Regions from separate parts of the Homo sapiens genome. Here region 1 is linked to region 2. A link is a loop called in an ENCODE intact Hi-C map of the cell type or tissue named here. Cell type or tissue: HCT116. All regions are shown on one strand. Links, peaks and the distances in the headings refer to the core of each region. The heading gives the core; the rest is flanking DNA.

Region 1 (11,447 bases), core at 1,849-9,848, 480 kb after region 2:
GGCAGCTGTTTCCCTGGGTGCTCTTCCTCTATGTTGGCTCATGGTGAGGGCACAGCCTAAAGAGCTCTACTGACATGTCTCTTCAAATACAACTTTAGCATAGTCTCAAAATTTCACTAACTTCAGACCAAATTCAAATTTTCTTCTATCCATGATGGAGATATTTTCTTCCAACCCACCATGATAGATCTTTGGGAACATGTATAAAAATTAATGTTGCTATCTTCTTTTATTTTGAACTTACAAATTTAAAAAAAGGAAATTGTTGGCTTTAAAAATTTTGTAAAGTCTGTTTTCTGTTTGCCAAGAGACCCTGATGGCACAGAGCTTCGGTTCAGGAGTGTGGTGTGTAAACCCCGGTCCTCCTCCATGGGGTAATAGAGCCCTGGGATTCTAATCCATGCCACATGCGATGACCTGAGCAGACCCTGTAGGAAAACAGAAGTCTCGCTGTCCCCTCATGGAGCAGTTGCTCACAGTCCGTTGTACAGCTGTGGCCTGCTTTGTTGGGAAGTGCAGCGTGACTTGATCTTTTAAGCTCTTTTCTCCCTGTAGGTATTATAAATAACAACTGCTCTGTGGGAGTACCTGCCAGGAGGGCTTGAGATCTGCATTCTGTACTCAAAAAGCATTGTTTTTTGTAATCTTAACTTCATTAGCAATTACGAGAGAGGAGAAAAATAAAACCCAAAATCAAAGTGACTTTGTTATGATGCAGAAAATCCAAATTAGGGAAATAAGAATTGAAATTGAGAAAGACAAACTCCTTTAAAACCTCAAATTCCTTAGAACTTTTCTGAGAACGTAAGGAACACAAACAGGTCCAGATCCCTAAGATATTCCAAGTTCAACAAACAAATCAGTTTGAATTCAGGCAGGCTATCATCGAGAGCTGGAATTCTGACATTGCACAGTGGCTGCGAAATGCTTGACGCCCTTTTGGTTTCCGTGTACTTAAAGTTAAGAAAATGTGGCACATATACACCATGGAATACTATGCAGCCATAAAAAATGATGAGTTCATGTCTTTTGTAGGGACATGGATGAAGCTGGAAACCATCATTCTCAGCAAACTATCGCAAGGACGAAAAACCAAACACTGCATGTTCTCACTCATAGGTGGGAATTGAACAATGAGAACACATGGACACAGGAAGGGGAACATCACACACCAGAGCCTGTTGTGGGGTGGGGGGAAGGGGGAGGGATAGCATTAGGAGATATACCTAATGTTAAATGACGAGTTAATGGGTGCAGCACACCAACATGGCACATGTATACATATGTAACTAAACTGCATGTTGTGCACACGTACCCTAAAACTTAAAGTATAATTAAAAAAATAATAAAAATAAATAAAAGTAAAAATACAAAAAAATTAAAATAAAAGGTTAAGAGAAAGTTAAATTGCTCTATTTTGGTTTCTGTGTATGGGTTCTGGAGGGATTGCCATCTGTAACGAGATGTAAAATTCTGGGACACTGGCCCAAGGAGAAGGGGGTGAAGAGACCAGGCTGACACAGGATCACACTGTTGTTATTATGTTTTGCCTCCTTCCACTTTCAAGTCCTAGCAACTGCATTACCAGTCCATGTGCAGTCCTTGTGATCCATGGAAGAATTCATGAATGTCTGTCTTAATCATGCAGATGAGTAGTGAAAAGAAGTAAACAAGGAGTTCTCACCTTTTGGGCAGACATCTGTTACTTACGCTTTAATACTAGCTTGCTTTTAGACTTTGTAAAATATTGCGGTAAAATGCACATAACATACCATACAATTCAGCATTTTTAATGTGTGGTTCTGTGGCATTTTAAATACATTCACACTGTTGTGAAACCATCACCACCATCCATCTCCAGAACTTTTTCATGATCCCAAATTGAAACTCTGTACCCATTAAATAGCAGCTCCCCATTTTCCTCTTACTCCAGCCCTTGGCAACCACCATTCTACTTTCTGTCTTTATGAATTTGACTACTCTATGTACTTCATATAAATGGAATCAGACAGTATTTATTCTTTTGTAACTGGCTGATTTTACTTAGAAATAATGTCCTCAAAGTCCAGCCAAGTTGTAGCATGTGCCAGTTTCATTGCTTTTTGAGGCTAAATAATATTCAGTTGTAGTATATACCACATTGTGTTTATCCATTCATTCATTAATGGACATATGTGTCATTTCCACCTTTTGAGTATTGTGAATAGTGCTGCTGTGAACATTGGTGTACAAATATCTGTTCAATTCCCTGCTTTCAATTCTTTTTTGGGTATATATACCCAGAAGGGGAATTGCTGCAACATATGGTAATTCCATGTTTTTTGAGGAATCACCATACTGTTTTTCTACAGTGGCTGCTCCATTTTACATTTCCGTCAGCAATGCACAAGAGTTCCAATTTTTCCACATCCTTGCCAACTCTTTCTTTCTTTCTTTCTTTCTTTCTTTCTTTCTTTCTTTCTTTCTTTCCTTCCTTCCTTCCTTTCTTTTTTTCTTTCTTTCTTTCCTTCTTTCTTTATTTCTTTCTTTCTTTCTTTCTCTCTTTCTTTCTTTCTTTGTTTCGGAGGGGGTGATAATAGCAATCCTAATCAGTGTGAAGTTATCGCATTGTGGTTTGATTTACATTTCCCTAATGATTAGTGATACGGCCTTTTTTAAATGTGCATATTGGCCATTGGTATATCTTCTTTTAAAAAATGTCTATGCAAGTTATTTGCCCATATTTTAATTAGGTTGTCTGTTTTGTTACTGCTATGTTGTAGGAGTTCTTTTTATATTGTTGATATTGATCCTTTATCATGTATTACAAATATTTTCTCTCATTCTGTGGGTTGTGTTTTCACTCTGTTGATAGTGTCCTTTGTTGCAAAAATTTTTAAATTGTGATGAAGTTCAGTTTATCTGTTTTCTCTTTTATTGCTTGTGCTTTTAGTATCATATCCAAGAATCATTGCCAATTGCTTTTAGATTTTTTTTAAGGATAGCCCCTTTCTCTGTAATACCACAAAAACCATTACTTGTAGAAATTTCTCTTTGAAGGGATTTTGCTCTGAGATGTCTCTTTTTTACTTGTTTGGAGAGTGGCCTTTTTATTACTTGGGAATTGGTTGATTCCACTTTCACCATGCTCTATCATTCTCTTCTCTTCTTCTCAGGGAGATCACAAAGGCTCATTTATGGATAAAAAGAAAAGAGGGAGTGAGGGAAAGGCTTAGTTTGAAAATAGCCTCAATCATTTGTAGTATAGGGGCTAAGGAGAGAAAGGGCAGGTTTCAGAATGTCTGGGGCATATGAGTGGGTTCTTTAGCAATCAAGACTTGCAAGGAGTCTGTGACACCAAACTGGACTGCCATTTGTCTAAGAAGGCTGAGATCTACTTCCTAAAGCACCCTCCTTTTGTCCTCAGGCTGGAAAGATTGCTGAAAAGTGAGCAGGCCCCTAGCTGAACCTCTAAGGAACCTCAGTCCCCCTCCCAAAGACATAATATTCCATGCCTGAAACTTCTCCAAGTATATAGACAGTGACTTTTTATAAATGTTCATTCCCTTTTAGAAAACACAATATATTCCTCTTATTTCTATTAAGTGTTGGTAAAATGCTTCTAATTGAAAATCCTTTTCCTCCCTGCCAGTTTCTCATACTTTACTCACTATTATTTCTGGATTATATTCTGTGTACAAAAATCACCATTTAATAGTGACTACACATCCAAACACTACAGATATTGCTTAGTATAAAAAAGCAACTGGGGAGTACATCATAAATTCATACAATCTCATCTTGAAGAGCAAACTAAATACAGAGACAGCCTGAAGGACATTCTTCTTTACACTTGGCAGTTCCAGAAGAATATATTTAAATGTTATGTAAGTTTTAGTCTTTTCTCATTACTTATGTCACAGCTGTGGACTTCTGAGCCATAGGGCTGCTGTTTACTTTAGACAGACAGTTTTGAGTTAGGTGAGTATTTGAGTATTTTCCTACCCAGCATGTGTTCAGATGTGAGGTGTTTGCTTTTATGCTTGTACGTCTGGTATGAAAAATGGTTTTGTGTGCCAATAATTGTCCCTGTGCTGCTGCCTGCACAGTAACTTGACTCAGGAATACAGAGAACTGTGTCTGGAATTTGCAGTTTTAAGAAGTTGAATGATGACATACTTCATAAAGAGAACTCTTTTCAAATGAACTGTAGTTTAATTAGTAGATCCCTCACTCGCCTATGTATAGGCTTGAAGAAGTCGGAGAATAGTTTTACTGATGTCAAGGAAGGCTGGCAGTAAGTTTCTCTAATATGCATGTTACAGAATGCAACGTTAAATTCCTGAAATCTCGTTTGGTGATGGTCTTCAAAAAGAATCATTTTTATTCACAGGGCCTCAATCATCTGAGGGACTAGATATCCAGAGAAGCCAGCTTCTCAGTGTTGCGTGCACTTTAAAAAGTCATAATTACCGCAGGAGCTAGGAAATGCTTTAAATCAGCAGCATCCCATCACAACTCCTAATTTTAATGTGTGCAAGTAGGCATCCTAACAAAACCACAGCTCAGCCCCCACCTCGTCTCGCCTTGCTCCTTCCTCTCTCACTGTGCCTCCTTTTCATGGTCTCCAGGGAAGCATGGTCAGTTTTGAAGGAGGGAGAGAAGGCAAAGAGGGATGGAAGTCAGAGCAAGCAGCCCAGGTCCCACTTCTATCTTAACTGGCACCAGGAAAAAGTGCCTTCGGCTGGCACAGTGGCTTGTGGGCACCAGGCTTTGCTTGTTTGCCATATAAATCCTGGTCATAACAGAGACCAATGCCATTCAGGCAGTGAGCAGGAAGCTGCTTTTATGGGGAGCTTTTTGGCACCGTGTCCGACATACACTCCAGTCAATCACAGTAAAGGGCCTAATAACAGATGTGGTGATTAAGCCTGAAGAACTGTCTCTATTTTTTCATTTTTGTTTCAGAGAATAACAAAGTGCTTCATTAAACCCCCAATCGCACAGAGTTTTGAATTGGGCATACTGATGTGGTAAAAACTTACATCTCTGTAAGGACTTTCTTCTGAAGTTCTTATCAGCAAGGATGCCTCAGAGGGAAGGTTGGATCCTTTTAGCCAGGACAGTTATGTTCTTTCTGGGTTGTGCTTTGCACTCCAATACCAAACCATATGCAGAATCCTGGGGTACAACCAGTTTCCTATAAGTACCTTGGATATAAATAAACAGTTTTAGCTTTTGTGTGCTTTTGTAAATGTAAAATGTTCTCTGACTCTCTTAGGTTCAATTTTACTGCTTATAGCAAGAAATTAACTATAGCTTTCAATCTTAGAAAGGTTTCAGATAACCTGAAACCATGGTAAATTACCATATTTTAATAAGATAAATTATCTTGAAAAAAATTTAATTACATCTGAAAAGGTCTGTCTTTGATTGTGGCAGTTTCTAAGGCAAATGTCTTCATTAAGGTTGTTTTTCTTTCTTTTTAAATGATGAACATGAATCTGGCTCATCATTAAAGGAAATTAATCTAAGAATTTAATGACTTGGGACAGGTAGAAAAAGTATACGTTCTCAACAGCAAGAACACACAGCTGAAAACTTTCTCTTTAGCTCTTCCTGGATTGTGAAGGCTGGTTCTCTGTGACCCTGGGGCTCTTGGGAAAGGATGGCTGTCTTTCTGACACGGCTCTATGGGATCGTGTAGATTTGGAAGCCACATCTATATCCCAGAGATAATTTTTTTGTTTGTTTCTAATTCCATGTAGCCATAGATCCACTTTGTAAGATTATTGCTTTATTATCTTTCTCCAAATGCATACTTCTGAGTTTTCAGGGTACCTCCAAGAGAATTTGTAGTTGACTAGATTCTCTTAACCTGACCCATAAAGCATATGATTTATGGAGAAGAATCAAGATTTAATTATAATTTCAATTCTTGTGTTAATAAAGCATAAACTTAACCTACTCATCCGATTAGCCTAAAATGTAATTTGTGTGTATTTAACATTTGTACACACTTATATGCACGGACACATATAAAAACAGTACTAACCTTTATGGCACTTCATATTTGTTTTCTCGTCTGAAACAATATTTACAATTCACTTTTTACTACCTTTATCCATTTAGACAACCTTTTCCTCCATTGATGTTAAACATGTTTCTTGCTAAATGTAAAATCAGCAATGTACAGACTCAGATTTTGCCACATTAAAATTTGTTTTAAGAAACCACCCCTATATACACCTTGTATCTAAAAGTGAGAACTCCCAGATACATTGGGGAAGACTTGTGGTCAGGCAGACACCTCCCTCAGGATTATTCAATTGCTGAAAAAGTAAAGCTTTTCTTTAAATAAGATTCAGAATAACTTCCTTATAGTTTTTCCTAAGAAGGGCAAGACTTTCTGGGATGATACACCTCATGTTTTACTTTCGGTTCCATTGCTGGTGGGGAGATATTTCTGTAGGTTCGGGGAGATGCCTTGAAGATGAAGTGGAAAGTTGGCCAACCAAGGGCGGCCCTGAGCTGAAGCGCCACCTCCTGGCGGAATAGGTCACTTCAGGGATTGTTTCTCAGTTACCCAGGCTGCCTGCTGAGGCATCTGTTCTCCCCAGTTATGGATCCCACTCTGTTATTTCTCTCCCACCTCACCCCTCTGGATCGGTTGTCTGGGACTCACAGGATATGATCTCTTGACTCTCCTCAAGTGCTCAATATACTTTAATGTTTCATGACTTTATAGATCCTGGTATTGTTCTTACTTAGCAACCGTATATTGATCATCTATATATTCTTGCAGATGGGGAGAGAAGTAGAAGTCAGGGAGGAGTAGAATAGGAGACAAGACAAAACCATGGGCTCTGCTTTCAAGGACCCAACAGTCTAGTTGAAGAGGTGGGATTGGTTATGTCAAAAGATGACCAGCAGCCCAAGGCAATGGAGAAATATCAGATGAAGGATGTGGAGAGTTGGTTCCGTTAGAGATTTCTATGCAGTTTCTAGTGAAAAGACTAGAGAATTTTTACTTATGTCCTGAACACACTGTTAAGTAGATCTTGGATGAGAAAATAAATTATTGCAAAGAGAGAAGTAAGTTGACAGAAAGCTTATGTAATGGTTTGAATTTCAAACAATTAGGGAGGCTTACATGTTGGACTAAGGGAATTTTAGGAATGAATCATAGGCTCTTTCAAATTAGCGGGATATGAAAAATATATTCCAGGCAGGAACTATTTCTACCCTTCATAGATTCTTCAATTGAGATATTCTTCATGTATGGTTTACATTCATTAGATTTTATTTTCCTGTTTAAGTTAAATGATTAGGAAGTTTAAAATCTTGAACAAATGACAGTAATATAGTTTATGGAAACTGTATTTATAAGAAGGAAATGAATGTATTCATTGTGATGGGGTGCACTTAATTTTAAGTGCTTTTGGCTGCTGTTGTTTCCAATATTTGCAGTAAAATGAAGATACTGCTATTAAAGACTTTGAATCTTAAAAAAAAGGAGCTGAGGGAGAGAATTTATAATAAAGGCAACAGGGAAATGACATTTGATGAGGACAAGAACAGAAGAGATTAAGGAAAATGTCAGAGATTGCAAAGCTTGTGGCCCTGCTGAGTTCAGAACTCAGTGTTAGTTCAAAAACCTTTAGCTTCCTTAGTTCAAATTGCCCTTAAAGAGTTATCAGAACCTGCTTAAAATTAAAGGTTTTTTCCCCATAAAAACTGTAATTATCTTGATATTAATGTTCCAGTTTATTTATGTATTTATTTTTAACATTATACTTGGTGTGCATTTATGCCCACCTGTGCATAAAGGAAATTCTTGCCTTATTTAGGTAATATACAAACACTTATGTACATTTGGGGTCCATTAATATATTTTAAAATTTATAATCACAATGTGACCTTCATCAAAGACCATCACAGATCTTAATTCCTTCTCAAAATTAAAACTTAAAAATATATGAATCTTGCCGGGCGTGGTGGCCCATGGCTGTAATCCCAGAACTTTTGGAGGCTGATAGAGGTGAATTGCTTGAGCCCAGGAGTTCAAGACCAGCATGGGCAATATGATGAGACCCGTCTCTACAAAAATACAAAAATTAGCCAGGTGTGTTGGAATGCATGTGTAGTCCCAGCTACTCAGGAGGCTGAGGTGAGAGGATCCATTCAGTTTGGGAGGTTGAGGCAGCAGTGAGCTGTGATTGTGTCACTGCACTCCAGCCTGGGTGACAGAGTGAGACCCTGTCTTAAAAAAACAAACCAAAACAAAATAACCCTTTTTCTTTCTGTCTATATTTCAAGCATATATTTTGAATCACTTTGTAATAAAAATCTTTTTATTTTCTAAAGTGTGCTAATCTAACACTCTAAGAACATGTTGAAGCAGAGCAGTCTTTCAGTTGCTGTAGACCGTAGCAATCTGCTAATTACTGAAGGTTCATCCTAGGGTATATTCCCACACATTGTTCTTTCTGGTGAAGTTTGCTGAAATGGGTCCCTGTACCAGGCCCACAGGCAGGCCCCAGGAATTGTGCTTTTTATCAATGGAGATGCAACACTTCAGAAGACGCTTTAGTGCAACAAAAGTCTGCCATATAAGTTTGGTGCCATTGCACCTTTGCTCTGCCTCCTTATCTTGCTTTATTACTTCCTGCTGGCTTCTGCTGCTTGACTCCCAGCCCCTCCTGGATGCTCCCTTGCTGCTGTCAAATGTTTGCTCATAGTCACCTCACCTTGCCCTCAGCTGATATGAATACCATGCCTGCAAGAATCATCACCAATGCAGCCATGTTTGAGCAGGTCCAATTATTGACAATACAGGAAGGCTAATGAGTAGAAAGCCTTAAGCTTTAAATGAATTTACAGAATGATTAACTATTAATTAAGCCATTGAAAGTGCCCATACGTTCTTTTCAGAGACTACATATTTTTTATCTCTAATTAAAACAAATATCCCCCAAACAAAACTTTCAGTGTTTTTTCATATTTGTAATCACTGGTATTGCAATCATTTTGTTTCAACTCTAGGATTTTCCACTGCAGTTGTATATTAGCAATTAAATGATAATCTTGACCTTCCATTTCTGCCTTTTAAATATTAAGAATAATGATTTCAGGGTTCCAGAACAAGTGATTTGCATATTCTGAGCTTTATTTTTCCTGTGGGCCATACATTCATTCAAGAATACCAAGAACATGTAGAGATGAACAGTGTACCATTCTGACATTAAGGAGTCTGGTAGCTAGTGGAGAGATGAGCGGTGTGGTGTGTGTTACTACTCTGACGAAGAACACATCAGCTACTCTTGGGATGTTTCAGGGTGTTACAGGAGCAAAGAAGAAGAATGACAAGGTTAGCCAGGGAGCTCTTCTAAAAGAAAGTGACAGTTGATCCTTAAAGAATGAGTGAGAATTAAGTTGAGCAGATAGTTAAGGGCATTCCAAGAAGGAACAGCATGGGCGAAGACAGAGGAGTGAAAACCTCTAATGTTTGGGGAAAATCAAGTACCTGAGAATTGTTCAAGCGACATATACATGAGTTTGTTGAGTGATGAGGCTGGACTCAGATATCTTGAGTCTTAAATGCCAGTTTGAATTTTACCTAAAAGGCAAGCTCTCAAAAGCTTTTAAGAAGGGGAGTGTGGGGTTGTTTGTTTTTTTCTTGTAAATTTGTTAAAGTTCTTTGTAGATTCTGGATATTAGCCCTTTGTCAGATGGGTAGATTGCAAAAATTTTCTCCCATTCTGCGTGTCCGCTCTGATGGTAGTTTCTTTTGCTGTGCAGAAGCTCTTTAGTTTAATTAGATCCCATTTGTCAATTTTGGCTTTTGTTGCCATTGCTTTTGGTGTTTTAGTCATGAAGTCTGTGCCCATGCCTATGTCCTGAATGGCATTGCCTAGGTTTTCTTCTAGGGTTTTTATGGTTTTAGGTCTAACATTTAATCCATCTTGAATTAATTTTTTTATAAGGTGTAAGGAAGGGATCCAGTTTCAGCTTTCTACATAGAAAATGTGGCACGTACACACCACGGAATACTATGCAGCCATAAAAAAGGATGAGTTCATGTGCTTTGCAGGGACATGGATGAAGCTGGAAACCATCATTCTGAGCAAACTATCACAAGGACAGAAAACCAAACACCCCGTGTTCTCACTCATAGGTGGGAATTGAACAATGAGAACACTTGGACACAGGGTGGGGAGCATCACACACCAGGGCCTGTCATGTGTCCCCTGTCATGGGGGAGGGATAGCATTAGGAGAAATACCTAATATAAATGATGAGTTAATGGGTGCAGCAAACCAACATGGTACATGTATACATATGTAACAAACTTGCATGTTGTGCACATGTACCCCCTAGAACTTAAAGTGTAATAAAAAAAAAGTGAGGGGGGAGTGTGATGTTCTGACTTGTGTTTTTAAAGCATTGGTGACAGTGTGGAGGAGGAATTGAGTTGATTGGTAAAAAGGATGAACTGATCAAACTGAAAAACTAGTCAAAGTTAGTGTTTCTTGACATTGGTTTTGAAACTTTGCTCTCAGTAATGGGATCAGTAAATATGATTAGTGCCCTTATAAAAGAGACCTCAGAGTGCTGCCTTGCGCCTTGCACCATGTGAGAACACAAGGAGAAGGTACCATCTATGAATCAGGAAGCAGCCCCTCCCCAGACACTGAATCTGCCAGCGCCTTGATTCTGGACTTCCAGCCTCCAGAACTGTGAGAAATAAATTTCTGCTGTTTTTAAGGCACCCGGTTTATGGCACTAGGTTGTAGCAGCCTGACCTAACACACCCATTGTATCTTTACAGTAAAAAGTCAAACTGAGGGATAAAAACTTGATGATGTTTTCAGGAATATCCAACCAAAAAAGTGGCCATTTCCTCATCCCTGATAGAAGTTTTTGCTAAGATAAAAAATGATAAACAGTTTTAAATCATGGGAACATACCAAGTAGCCATGGTTGGCATCACTGGCTAAAAATGCATCTACAAGAACTTTGAAAAGCAGATGAAGTAGCCAGATGATATGCTTTAAAAACTTGTAAAATCATCCTAGAATATACAAAGCTTAAAAATGCATGAAGTAAGAGATGAGAACTCTCCAACAATCTTGCCATTGAAAAATTGACTTAAACATAAAAAAAATAGGTTAATGAAAAACACTGCCAATAAGCAGATCAAACGTAATTGGCTGAGAATGAGGGGAGGAAAAACTAAAATGCTGGTAAGCCTATAAAAGTTGTAAAACTATGTATGCCCAATTGCAAACAAACAAACAAACTCAAACTCCTTTCCCAGAACTTTTAAAAAATAACAGAAGAGAATATTTTTACGGTACATAAGCAATGCACAATTGCCTAATGGTATATAAAAATTGCTAATTCCTGAAAAACCTGTGACTTGAAATATACATTTTTCAATAAACTTTTATTTGTCAAACTCACCA
Region 2 (11,447 bases), core at 2,338-10,337:
TATACAGCTCCCCCCGCCCCACCCCTTTAAAAATAATAAACAGGGGCCAAGTGTGGAGGCTCATGCCTGTAATCCCAGCACTTTGGGAGGCTGAGGTGGGTGGATCACTTGAAACCAGGAGTTCAAGACCAGCCTGGCCAACGTGGCAAAACCCCATCTCTACTAAAAATGTATAAAAATTAGCCGCACGTGGTGGTGCATGCCTGTAATCCCAGCTACTGGGGTGGCTGAGGCATGAGAATCGCTTGAACCTGGGAAGTGAAGGTTTCAGTGAACCGAGGTCATGCCACTGCACACCAGCCTGGGCGACAGAGTGAGACTCTGTCTCCAAAAAAAGGGATGAATAATAGTAATAATAATAAACAGAAATGCTGTCTCTTTTTTTTTTCTTTTTTGAGACAGTCTTGCTGTGACACTGGAGTGCAGTGGCGTGATCTCGGCTCACTGCAACCTCAATGCAAGCCATTCTTCTGCCTCAGCCTCCTGAGTAGCTGGGATTACAGGCACGTGCCATCATGGCCAGCTAATTTTTGTATTTTTAGTAGAGACGGGGTTTCACCATGTTGGTCAGGCTGGTCTCTAACTCCTGACCTCGGGTGATCTGCCTGCCTTGGCCTCCCAAAGTGCTGGGATTACAGGTGTGAGCCACTGCGCCTGGCAAGAAATGCTGTCTCTTAAGCAAAGAAAAGGTCCCTCTCCCCCGCATTTGGTGATTTTAAGTGTGTTTTTTAACTTAAACTACTATTGTTTTTAGGAGGTTGCTCAAAGAAGTACAGTCTTTAAAACAACCATACCTGAAGAAGAGGAGGAGGAGGAAGAAGCAGCTGGAGTGGTTGTTGAGGAAGAACTTTTCCACCAGCAGGTATTACTTTATTTATTTAATATATTTATTTCAAATTTTATTCACAGAATTACATGAAGACCAAGAGTGTGGTTGGGTTTTTCCCCTATCAGTTGATGAACCAGCGCAGTTATCTACCAAGTGGGGTTTGTACTCCCCAAAGGGATATTCAAGGTGATACTTTAGGGTACTGGAAGAATATGTTGGCACTTTTATTTTTATTTTTTCTCATTGTACCAAGTTTCAGTTTTGTCCTTTGTTTTCTAATGTGCATTATGTGTTACAGTAAAACATGTCTATGGATTGGATGTTTACTCCAAACTTGTTTACTCTGTAGGGTCCTATGATTAAAAGGTTTAGATCACTAATTTAGAGCAAGAATCTGCATATAAACTTTAAAAAAACAAAGTAATATTCAACTTCAGTGTGAAACAAAATTCTTGCTGTATTAAGTTCCTAATCATTATCTAATTGAAGATAGATTTTGGCTGATGGTTGGGCTTTTGAGAGCCCTTGAAATAAAGAAACTCCAAATTTGGTTTTAATTATAATTAAATTGGAATTATTAATAACTAATGAGCCTTCAGTTTATATTCTCAAGCTGTTTGAGTCCGATCATTAATCAAAGTGTCTACCCTTATCCTGATAAGACTTTGTTTCCATGGCTCCAGATTTTTAGTCTTAAGTCTGCTTTGCTTCATTAGCCCTAGTCCTGGTCTAAATAAACACTGTCTCATATATTTAACCCCCAGGGTTGAGAACCACTTGAGGTGGGTTGCATGAAGTAGCATGAATTTTTTACCTGGATGCCTTCTCATACATTTTGGAGGAATATTTTAAAACACATATGTTACACTTAACTTACAAGAAACAAGCACAAGTTCCATTTTCTGTGCTTCAATGGGAACCATCGTAATTACTAGAAGTAAAATAATTATGTAAGAGATAACTCAAGGCACCAGACAAGAGGGTCAGCATGAGTTATATAGCATGTCAGATGCTAGAGGAGGTACTCCAGGCCAGCAGAGTAGTTGAGAAGAACTCTGTGAGGTGATGCTTGTCCACTAATTTGAAGGATGGGTGATTATTTGGTTATTGGAGAGAAGGCAGATGATGGTGCTCTGAGGATGTTGGAATTCACCATTGCTTCACTAACAGACCACCCCAAAGCTTAGTGGCTTAAAACAGTGATTTCTTACTTCCCATAATTCTGTGGTTTGACTGGGCTCAGCTGGGCAGTGTTTCTGTTCCACATGCTGCAGACTGAACTCAATCGAGCAGGCTGTGTTCAGCTCAGAGGTTGGCCTCGGCTGGAATATCTTTTAGGTCTCTTTCTGTGTGGATTTCTATGATTTAAGAGTTTAGTCAAAGCTTTATAGCATGGCAATTGTCTAACAGAGTAAGTGGAGGGTACAGGTTTCTTTCTTTTTTCTTTTTTTTTTTTGAGATAGAGTCTTGCTGTGTCGCCAGGCTGGAGCGCAGTGGCGCAATCTCAGCTCACCGCAACCTCCACCTCCCAGGTTCAAGAGATACCCCTGCCTCAGTCTCCCAAGTAGCTGGGATTACAGGCATGCGCCACCACGCCTGGCTAATTTTTTATATTGTAGTAGAGATGGAGTTTCACCATGTTGGCCACGACAATCTCAATCTCAAGAGAGTACCAGGTTTCTTAAAGGGCCCTTTGTAACATTCTCTTAGTCAAAGTCATGAGGCCAGTCCAGATTCAAAGTGGGGGTAAATAGTCTCCACCTGTTGGTGGGAGGAATGGCAAAGAATTCATGGTGATCTTTAACTCACTACAGAGGATGTGTAAAGAATGTGGCCGGGCACGGTGGCTTACGCCTGTAATCCCAGCAGTTTGGGAGGCAGGCAGATCACAAGGTCAGGAGATCGAGACCATCCTGGCTAACACGGTGAAACCCCGTCTCTACTAAAAATACAAAAAATTAGCCGGGCGTGGTGGCGGGAGCCTGTAGTCCCAGCTACTCGGGAGGCTGAGGCAGGAGAATGGCGTGAACCCGGGAGGCGGAGCTTGCAGTGAGCTGAGATGGCGCCACTGCACTCCAGCTTGGGTGACAGAGTGAGACTCTGCCTCATAAAAAAAGACTTAATGCACCAACTATATCCGCTCATCCAGTTATTTTGTAGGGTTCATGTGAGAGTTAAATGAAGTTGAAAGATTGGAATTAAACTGACATAGTCTGGAATGCTTAGGGATGTAGCTTCTGTACAATTTGGAACAAAGGAGAAGTTAAGACTGCATTTTAAAATATCACTGGCCAAGCTGAATCAGAGGGACTAACTCTAGAGAGGAGATTCCAGAGGCAGTGAGGGAATATATAATGGAAATTTATTAAGGCTTAGTGACTAAACTTGAGGGTGAGAGAAGAAAAAAAATAAAGATGTATGAGGTTTTTAGCTTTTGTGATCACAGAAACTAATGATACCAAGGTTCATAAGAGGGAAGATGGAAGGGCAGAACAGGCGTTTGAACTTCATATTTGAGGATGAATCCAATCGCCTTTTGAATTGATTAGAAATATTTTGGTGACCTTCAAAAAACCAGTTTTAGTTCAATCAGTGGTGAGTCACAAGTCATATTGTGAGGTTATATGAAATTAATGAGTGATAAAGAAATGGGTAGAGGAGCCATGTTGACTTCACCTTGGAGGACAAATCCACTGCAGATGGCTTGGGATGTGTAAGTTCAGGATCTAGCAAGCTGTAGTCTCCGATGTGGTTGTTAAAAGCTGATCCACTGATCTCCTATTTCCTAAGTTATCAAAAGAGGTTATTGAACAATGGTTTTCAAATTGAGCTGCACATTAGAATTACTTTAAAATTATATATAGATAGCTACCCTTTCCCAGTAAAATGAGAAATTCTTATTTGATTGATCAAGGGACCTAGATCAGAATTTGTTTTAAACTCCTCAGGATCTGAATGTGTAGCCAGAGTTGACAATTACTGTTCTGGAATTTGTTGGGGGGTATTCTAGAAAGAAGTCCATAAAAGAAGGTTAGAGGCCAGATACGGTGGCTCACGCCTGTAATCCCAGCACTTTGGGAGGCCAAGGGCAGGTGGATCACTTGAGGCCAGGAGTTCAAGACCAGCCTGGCTAACGTGGTGGTGATGCACACCTGTAGTCGCAGCTGCTCGGGAGGCTGAGGCATGAGAATCGCTTGAACCCAGGAGGTAGAGGTTGCAGTGAGCCAAGATTGCACCACTGCACTCCAGCCTGGGCAACAGAGTGAGACTCTATCTCAAACAAACAAAGAAAAAGAAAAAAAGAAAAGGTTAGAAAAGATGAGAGATGATAAAGGGTCCATTTGAGGTTAGGTAATATGGTTTGGTATCCCTGTAGTTAAAAGTTTTTGTCTTATTTTAGAATACTGTGATCTATTTCTTTAGTATTAATTTTTCCTTCTGTTTTCCTCATCAGGGAACCCCAAGAGCATCCAATAGAAGCTGTGCAATTATGTAAAATTTTCAACTGTCTTCCTCAAAATAAAGAAGTATGGTAATCTTTACCTGTATACAGTGCAGAGCCTTCTCAGAAGCACAGAATATTTTTATATTTCCTTTATGTGAATTTTTAAGCTGCAAATCTGATGGCCTTAATTTCCTTTTTGACACTGAAAGTTTTGTAAAAGAAATCATGTCCATACACTTTGTTGCAAGATGTGAATTATTGACACTGAACTTAATAACTGTGTACTGTTCGGAAGGGGTTCCTCAAATTTTTTGACTTTTTTTGTATGTGTGTTTTTTCTTTTTTTTTAAGTTCTTATGAGGAGGGGAGGGTAAATAAACCACTGTGCGTCTTGGTGTAATTTGAAGATTGCCCCATCTAGACTAGCAATCTCTTCATTATTCTCTGCTATATATAAAACGGTGCTGTGAGGGAGGGGAAAAGCATTTTTCAATATATTGAACTTTTGTACTGAATTTTTTTGTAATAAGCAATCAAGGTTATAATTTTTTTTAAAATAGAAATTTTGTAAGAAGGCAATATTAACCTAATCACCATGTAAGCACTCTGGATGATGGATTCCACAAAACTTGGTTTTATGGTTACTTCTTCTCTTAGATTCTTAATTCATGAGGAGGGTGGGGGAGGGAGGTGGAGGGAGGGAAGGGTTTCTCTATTAAAATGCATTCGTTGTGTTTTTTAAGATAGTGTAACTTGCTTAAATTTCTTATGTGACATTAACAAATAAAAAAGCTCTTTTAATATTGATATACTGTCCTTTTTAACGCTTTAAAAACAGATTTTGAGGGGAGAAAAGTATTGTTTCAGTTTTGCTTTTGATAAAAATATAATTTGACTTCTTTGAACTGGATTTTTCTTTAAGGCTTTGCCAGTTGTGGAAGATAAGCTATTTTGGGGGTCTTTCAGTATTTAATTGTCATTAATAACAACAATAATAAAAGCAATAATAATAACTAATGTTTTTGAGCCAGATATCATGCTCAATGCTTCATTACATTTTTTAGCTTATTAACAATAAGGCCTTTTAAAATTTCTTCAGGAAAACCAAATAGGAACAGTAGAAAACATTGAGGAAGACATTCCTTTTTTTTTTTTTTTTTTTTTAAAGACAGAATCTCACTCTGTTGCCCAGGCTGTAGTGCAATGGCACGGTCTTAGCTCACTGCAGCCTTGACCTCTCCTGGGCTCTGCCTCCCAAGTAGCTGGGACTACAGGCACACACCACCATGTCCGGCTAATGTTTTTGTATTCGTAGAGAGCATTTTGTCATGTTTCCCATGCTGGACATTCCTAGTAAAAGAAAAAATGGGAAGAATATTTTAGAATGTAATTCTACTGTCTTTTAAAATAGGAAGGGCCGAGAAATTGATTAAAAGCCACCTTTTAGAAAAATAACATGAATGCTATGAAATACGAATGTGCTGTGTGTGGGGTAGCTTTATTATGTATGGTGCTAATTATGGTGTCAATTCGTGTGGATTTGGGGAGGTTTTGTCTTGATTGCTTTAGTTAAGTGAGTTCATCTTATAGGAAGTGCAATATCTGAACTCTTCCTAGAATGGACAGATAATATTTCAGAAGCTAACCCTAGTCAGTGTTTGTTTTTCTCTTAAAATATTCCTGCAGTAAGCTGCACAAAGACTACCAGCTTTCACTTGAAAATAACTCACAAAGCCCCAGAATTACTGTGTTCCGCAGATTTACTGCATACTTTGGTGCCGTCGCAGACACAAGATAAATGCTGGGTTAGAAATTCTGTCTGGTAAAGCAGATAAAATGATAACTTCTCAACGCAGATTTATCTTCAGAGTGGGAATGGCATTACAGTACACAGCCAAACTCAGCTGTGAAACATTTTGCCACAAGATGGGGTTCTTGTCATCAAAATACATTCTAGGTGCTTTTATTGCTGGATAAATTAGGTTATAAAAGCCAACACTTGAATTAATTTGGGCATTAAGAAAAATTGGCAGTTGTAACATAGTAGAATAGTGTGTATGCTGGGGAAATTGAGAGTACAAATGCAGGGCTCAACATAAACAGTTTGTTGCCCCTGGATGTGTGGCAGTAGTAGATTCCTGAGTCTGTTTAGACTGACAAACTTTGGACTAAATTGAGGTTTTCTGAAATTGAGCTGCACCTAAACCCATTCCCGCAGAATGTGAGTGAGCTAGAGGGCACGCTGCCATCCTGTGTATTAAAATCAGCATCTCCGCATGAAATTGATGTTAGGCATACAGCATATATATACATTTTTGGATTATTTATTTGATAACAAGCATGATTCACATTTTCCCCTTGTTTTGTCTTCAGTGTTTGTTTTCACCTCTGTTTAGGTATGGATTTATTTTATTATTTTATTTTATTTTATTTATTTTTTTGAGACAGAGTCTCGCTGTTGTTGCCCAGGCTGGAGTGCAATGGTGCAATCTCCGCTCACTGCAACCTCTGTCTCCCAGGTTCAAGCGATTCTCCTGCCTCAGCCTCCTGAGTAGTTGGGATTACAGGTGCACACCACCACGCCTAGATATGGATTTATTTTTATTCCTCTTGTTCAGGTCTTATCTCTGTGTTCTTCATTAAGAAAATTTTGGATGTTCTTATTTTGTTGAGTATTATCTCATCCCCACTGTCTGTTCTTTCCTTCTGGGGTTTCTTTTATACCTGTGTTGAACCTGTCCTGTTTCATGTATTTTAGGTTTCTCCACACTATATTCTCAGTTAACTCCTTCGTATTTATCTCACTGATTCTGTTCTCAGCCCTGTCTTATCTGTTTATTCCAGCCATTGAACTTTTTAGGCTTCATTTTTTTGTTTCTGAAGTTGTCTTTGATTCTTTCTCAAATTTATCTTTTTCATAATTTTTTATTATAGTTTTTATTCTTTTTATGAATCATTTTAACCATATTTTATAGTCTCAATTCTATTTTTTTGAGTTTTGGAGAATGCTAATTTTTCTGTTAGCTGTGTCTGTTGACTTTCCTAATGGTAGTTGGCTTTCTCATGGAGTTTTTAGGATTGTGAACACATCTCCAGCAAGGGCTATGTTGTGAGTGATCCGTTTCATGCGTGTCTGTGTGAAGAGACCACCAAACAGGATTTGTGTGAGCAACACGGCTGTTTATTTCACCTGGGTGCAGGCGGGCTGAGTCCGAAAAGAGAGTCAGCGAAGGGAGATAAGGGAGGGGCCGTTTTATAGGATTTGGGTAGGTAAAGGAAAATTACAGTCAAAGGGGGTTTGTTCTCTGGCGGGCAGGAGTGGGGGGTCACAAGGTGCTCAGTGGGGGTGCTTTTTGAGCTAGGAAAAGGACTTTCACAAGGTAATCTCATCACTTAAGGCAAGGGCCGGCCATTTACACTTCTTTTGTGGTGGAATGTCATCAGTTAAGGTGGGGCAGGGCATATTCACTTCTTTTGTGATTCTTTAGTTACTTCAGGCCATCTGGGTGTATAGGTGCAGATCACAGGGGATGCGATGGCTTGGCTTGGGCTCAGAGGCCTGACATTCCTGCCTTCTTATATTAATAAGAAAAATAAAACAAAATAGTGTTGAAGTGTTGGGGCGGCAAAAATTTTTGGGGGTGGTATGGAGAGAGAGAATGGGCGATGTTTCTCAGGGCTGCTTCAAGCGGGATTAGGGGTGGCGTGGGAACCTAGAGTGGGAGAGATTAAGCTGAAGGGAGGTCTTGTGGTAAGGGGTGATATTGTGGGGGTGTTAGAAGAAACACTTGTCGTATAGAATGATTGGTGATGGCCTGGATACGGTTTTGGGTGAATTGAGAAACGAAATGGAATAACAGAAGGAGAAAAACAGGTATAAAAGGTCTAAGAATTGGGATGACTCAGGATATCTGATTAGAGAGTGCCTAAGGAGATTCAGCATAGTCCTGCCAGCAAAGATTATTTATTTACTTCAAGAGTTAAGAGTGGCAGTTTGGGGATAGCACCAGGAGATATCAGCTGTGATGGCTTGGAGAAACAGTGTAAACCGGCAGTGTAAACAAGAGCAGGGCATGTATGAGTAGTTGAGAACGGTGAATAGGAGTATGACTAGACAGAAGATAGTAGGGATGACAAGTTTTTTGGGGGCACAGTCTAAGTTGGTCTGGTGTCTGGAATGATACTGGGGCCTAATAAAAAGGAGCGTCTATATAGGAGCTTAAATGGGCTGTACCCTGTAGCAGTCCGAGGACAGGCCTGAATTCTGAGAAGGGAAAGTGGTAAAAGTATTGTCCAGTCCTTTTTAAGTTGGTGGCTGAGCTTGGTGAGGTGTGTTTTTTTAAAAGACCTTTAGTCCTACTTTTCTTGAAGACGGAGGACCGTAAGGGATATAAAGGTTTCACTGAATACTAAGAGCCTGAAAAACTGCTTGGCTGATTTGACTAATAAAGGCTCGTCTGTTATCAGACTGTATTGAGGTGGGAGGCTAAACTGAGGAATTAAGTCTGACAGAAGGGAAGAAATGCCTGCAGTGGCCTTCTCAGACCCTGTAGGAAAGGCCTCTACCTATCCACTGAAAGTATCTACCTAGACTAAGAGGTGTTTTAGTTATCTGACTCGGGGCATGTTGAGTAAAGCTAATTTGCCAGTCCTGGGTGGGGCAAATCCTCGAGCCTGATGTGTAGGGAAGGGAGGGGTCCTGAATAATCCCTGAGGAGTAGTAGAATAGCAGATGGAACACTGAGAAGTTATTTCCTTGAGGATAGATTTCCACAATGGAAAGGAAATGAGAGGTTCTAAGAGGCGGGCTAGTGGCTTATACTATAGCATAACCTGCCTTTGCTGGTGTGTGGCGATTAGGCCTGGTGGACCCACCATCAATAAATCAAGCGTGATCAGGGTGAGGAACAGAAAAGAAGGAAATTTGGGGAACTGGGGTGAATGTCAGGTGGATCAGAGAGATACAGTCATGGGGGTCAGGTGTGGTATCAGGAATAATGTGGGAGGCCAGATTGAAGTCTGGGTCAGGAACAACGGTAATTGTGGGAGACTCAACAAAGAGTGAGTACAGCTGAAGGAGCCGGGAAGCAGAAAGTATATGCGTCAGGTATGAGGAAGAAAATAGATTTTGGAAGTTATGAGAACTGTAGAGAGTGAGTTGAGCATAGTTTGTGATTTTGAGGGCCTCAAAGTATTAGGGCAGCAGCAGCGGCTGCACGGAGACATGATGGCCAGCCTAAAACAGTAAGGTCAAGTTGTTTGGACAAAAAGCCTACAGGACGCAATCCTGGTCCTTATGTAAGAATTCCGACCACACAGCCCTGCACTTCGGCTGTGTGTAATGAAAAGGGTTGGGATGAGTCAGGGAGAGCTAGAGTGGGGGCAGTTTCTAAAGCTGTCTTCAAGGAATGGAAAGAGGAGTGGGGAAAGGATTTAGGATCTATGGGGTCAGCTAGGTTTCCTTTTGTGAGTTTATATAATGGTTTTGTTAGGATGGCAAAACCAGGTATCCAAAGGCGAAAGTATCCAACCATGCCCAGGAAGGAAAGGAGTTGTTGTTTTGTAGAAGCGGTTGGGGTTTGAGAGATCAGTCGGACACGATTGGCAGGGAGAGCACGTGTGTTTTTATGAGAATTATGCCGAGATAGGTAACAGATGAGGAAGAAACTTGGGCTTGATGGAAGTAATGGGGGCTGTCTGTGAAGCTTTGCAGCAGTACAGCCTAGGTAATTTGCTGAGCTTGATGGGTGTCAGGGTCAGTCCAAGTGAAAGCGAAGAGAGGCTGGGATTAAGGGTGCAAAGGAATAGTAAAGAAAGCATGTTTGAGATCCAGAACAGAATAATGGGTTGTAGAGGCAGGTATTGAGGATAGGAGAGTTATATGGGTTTGGCACCACGGGGTGGATAGGCAAAACAATTTGGTTGATAAGGCGCAGATCCTGAACTAACTTGTAAGGCTTGTCTGGTTTTAGGACAGGTAAAATGGGGGAATTGTAAGGAGAGTTTATAAGCTTTAAAAGGCCATGCTGTAGCAGGCAAGTGATAACAGGCTTTAATCTTTTTAAAGCATGCTGCGGGATGGGATATTGGTGTTGAGTGGGGTAAGGGTGATTAGGTTTTAATGAGATGGTAAGGGGTGCATGATCGGTCGCCAAGGAGGGAGTAGAGGTGTCTTATACTTGTGGGTTAAGGTGGGGGGGGATACAAGATGAGGACGCAAAGGAGGCTTTGGATTGGGAAGAAGGGCGGCAATGAGATATAGCTGTAGTCCAGGAATAGTCAGGGAAGCAGATAATTTAGTTAAAGTGTCTCAGCCTAATAAGGGAACTGGGCAGGTGGGGATAACTAAAAAGGAGTGCTTAAAAGAGTATTGTCCAAGTTGGCACCAGAGTTGGGGAGTTTTAAGAGGTTTAGAAGCCTGGCCGTCAATACCCACAACAGTTATGGAGGCAAGGGAAACAGGCCCTTGGAAAGAAGGTAATGTGGAGTGGGTAGCCCCCGTATTGATTAAGAAGGGGACGGGCTTACCTTCCACTGTGAGAGTTACCCGAAGCTCGGCATCCGTGATGGTCTAGGGGGCTTCCGAGGCAATCAGGCAGTGTGAGTCTTCAGCCGCTAAGCCGAGAAGATCTGGGAAGGAGTCAGTCAGAGAGCCTTGGGCCAGAGTTCCAGGGGCTCTGGGAGTGGCTGCCAGGTGAGTTGAACAGTCCGATTTTCAGTGGGGTCCCACACAGACGGGACGCGGCTTAGGAGGAATCCCGGGCTGCGGGCATTCCTTGGCCCAGTGGCCAGATTTCCAGCAAGTGTAGCAAGCTCCTGTGGGAGGAGGTTCTGGAGGAACGCCTGGCCGCTGCAGTTCAGGCATTTGGAAGTTCTTATGTGCTGGAGATGTGGCTGGGGTTTGTCTCACAGTGGAGGCAAGGAATTGCAACTTTTTTCTATTATGGTACACCTTGAAGGCGAGGTTAATTAAATCCTGTTGTGGGGTTTGAGAGCCGGAATTTAATTTTTGGAGTTTTATTTAATGTCGGGAGCAGATTGGGCAATAAAATGTATTTTGAGAATAAGACGGCCTTTTGACCTTTTAGGGTCTAGGGCTGTAAAGTGTCTCAGGGTTGCTGCCAAACAAGTCATGAACTGGGCTGGATTTTTATATTCGATGAAAAAGAGCCT

The links. A loop is a pair of places that touch in the nucleus more often than their neighbours do. Peaks named below come from ENCODE experiments on the same cell type or tissue, not always from the same donor. Only the 100,000 strongest peaks of a DNase experiment are listed, where the experiment ranks them.
Region 1: it touches region 2 in a loop (9-fold over the local background); 59 of 110 quality-filtered maps call a loop at or near these places.

The regions. Positions count from the first base shown.
Region 1 is chr5:127,307,529-127,318,975 of GRCh38, forward strand. The region is part of intron 1 of MEGF10 (multiple EGF like domains 10); the gene reads left to right. Among named protein-coding and RNA genes, the nearest start is that of MEGF10, 22 kb to the left of the region's middle. RefSeq lists an enhancer at 344-972. In HCT116, for the core only: a CTCF peak has its summit at 6,534 (motif pointing left); a DNase peak (open chromatin) is centred at 6,493.
Region 2 is chr5:126,831,940-126,843,386 of GRCh38, forward strand. It overlaps LMNB1 (lamin B1), which reads left to right. Exons shown (of 11, transcript NM_005573.4): 10 at 755-862; 11 at 4,284-5,081. The coding sequence ends at 4,325. Among named protein-coding and RNA genes, the nearest start is that of LMNB1, 61 kb to the left of the region's middle. RefSeq lists enhancers at 6,917-7,661, 7,662-8,404, 9,149-9,891. In HCT116, for the core only: no CTCF peak of the experiment used is centred there; a DNase peak (open chromatin) is centred at 6,154.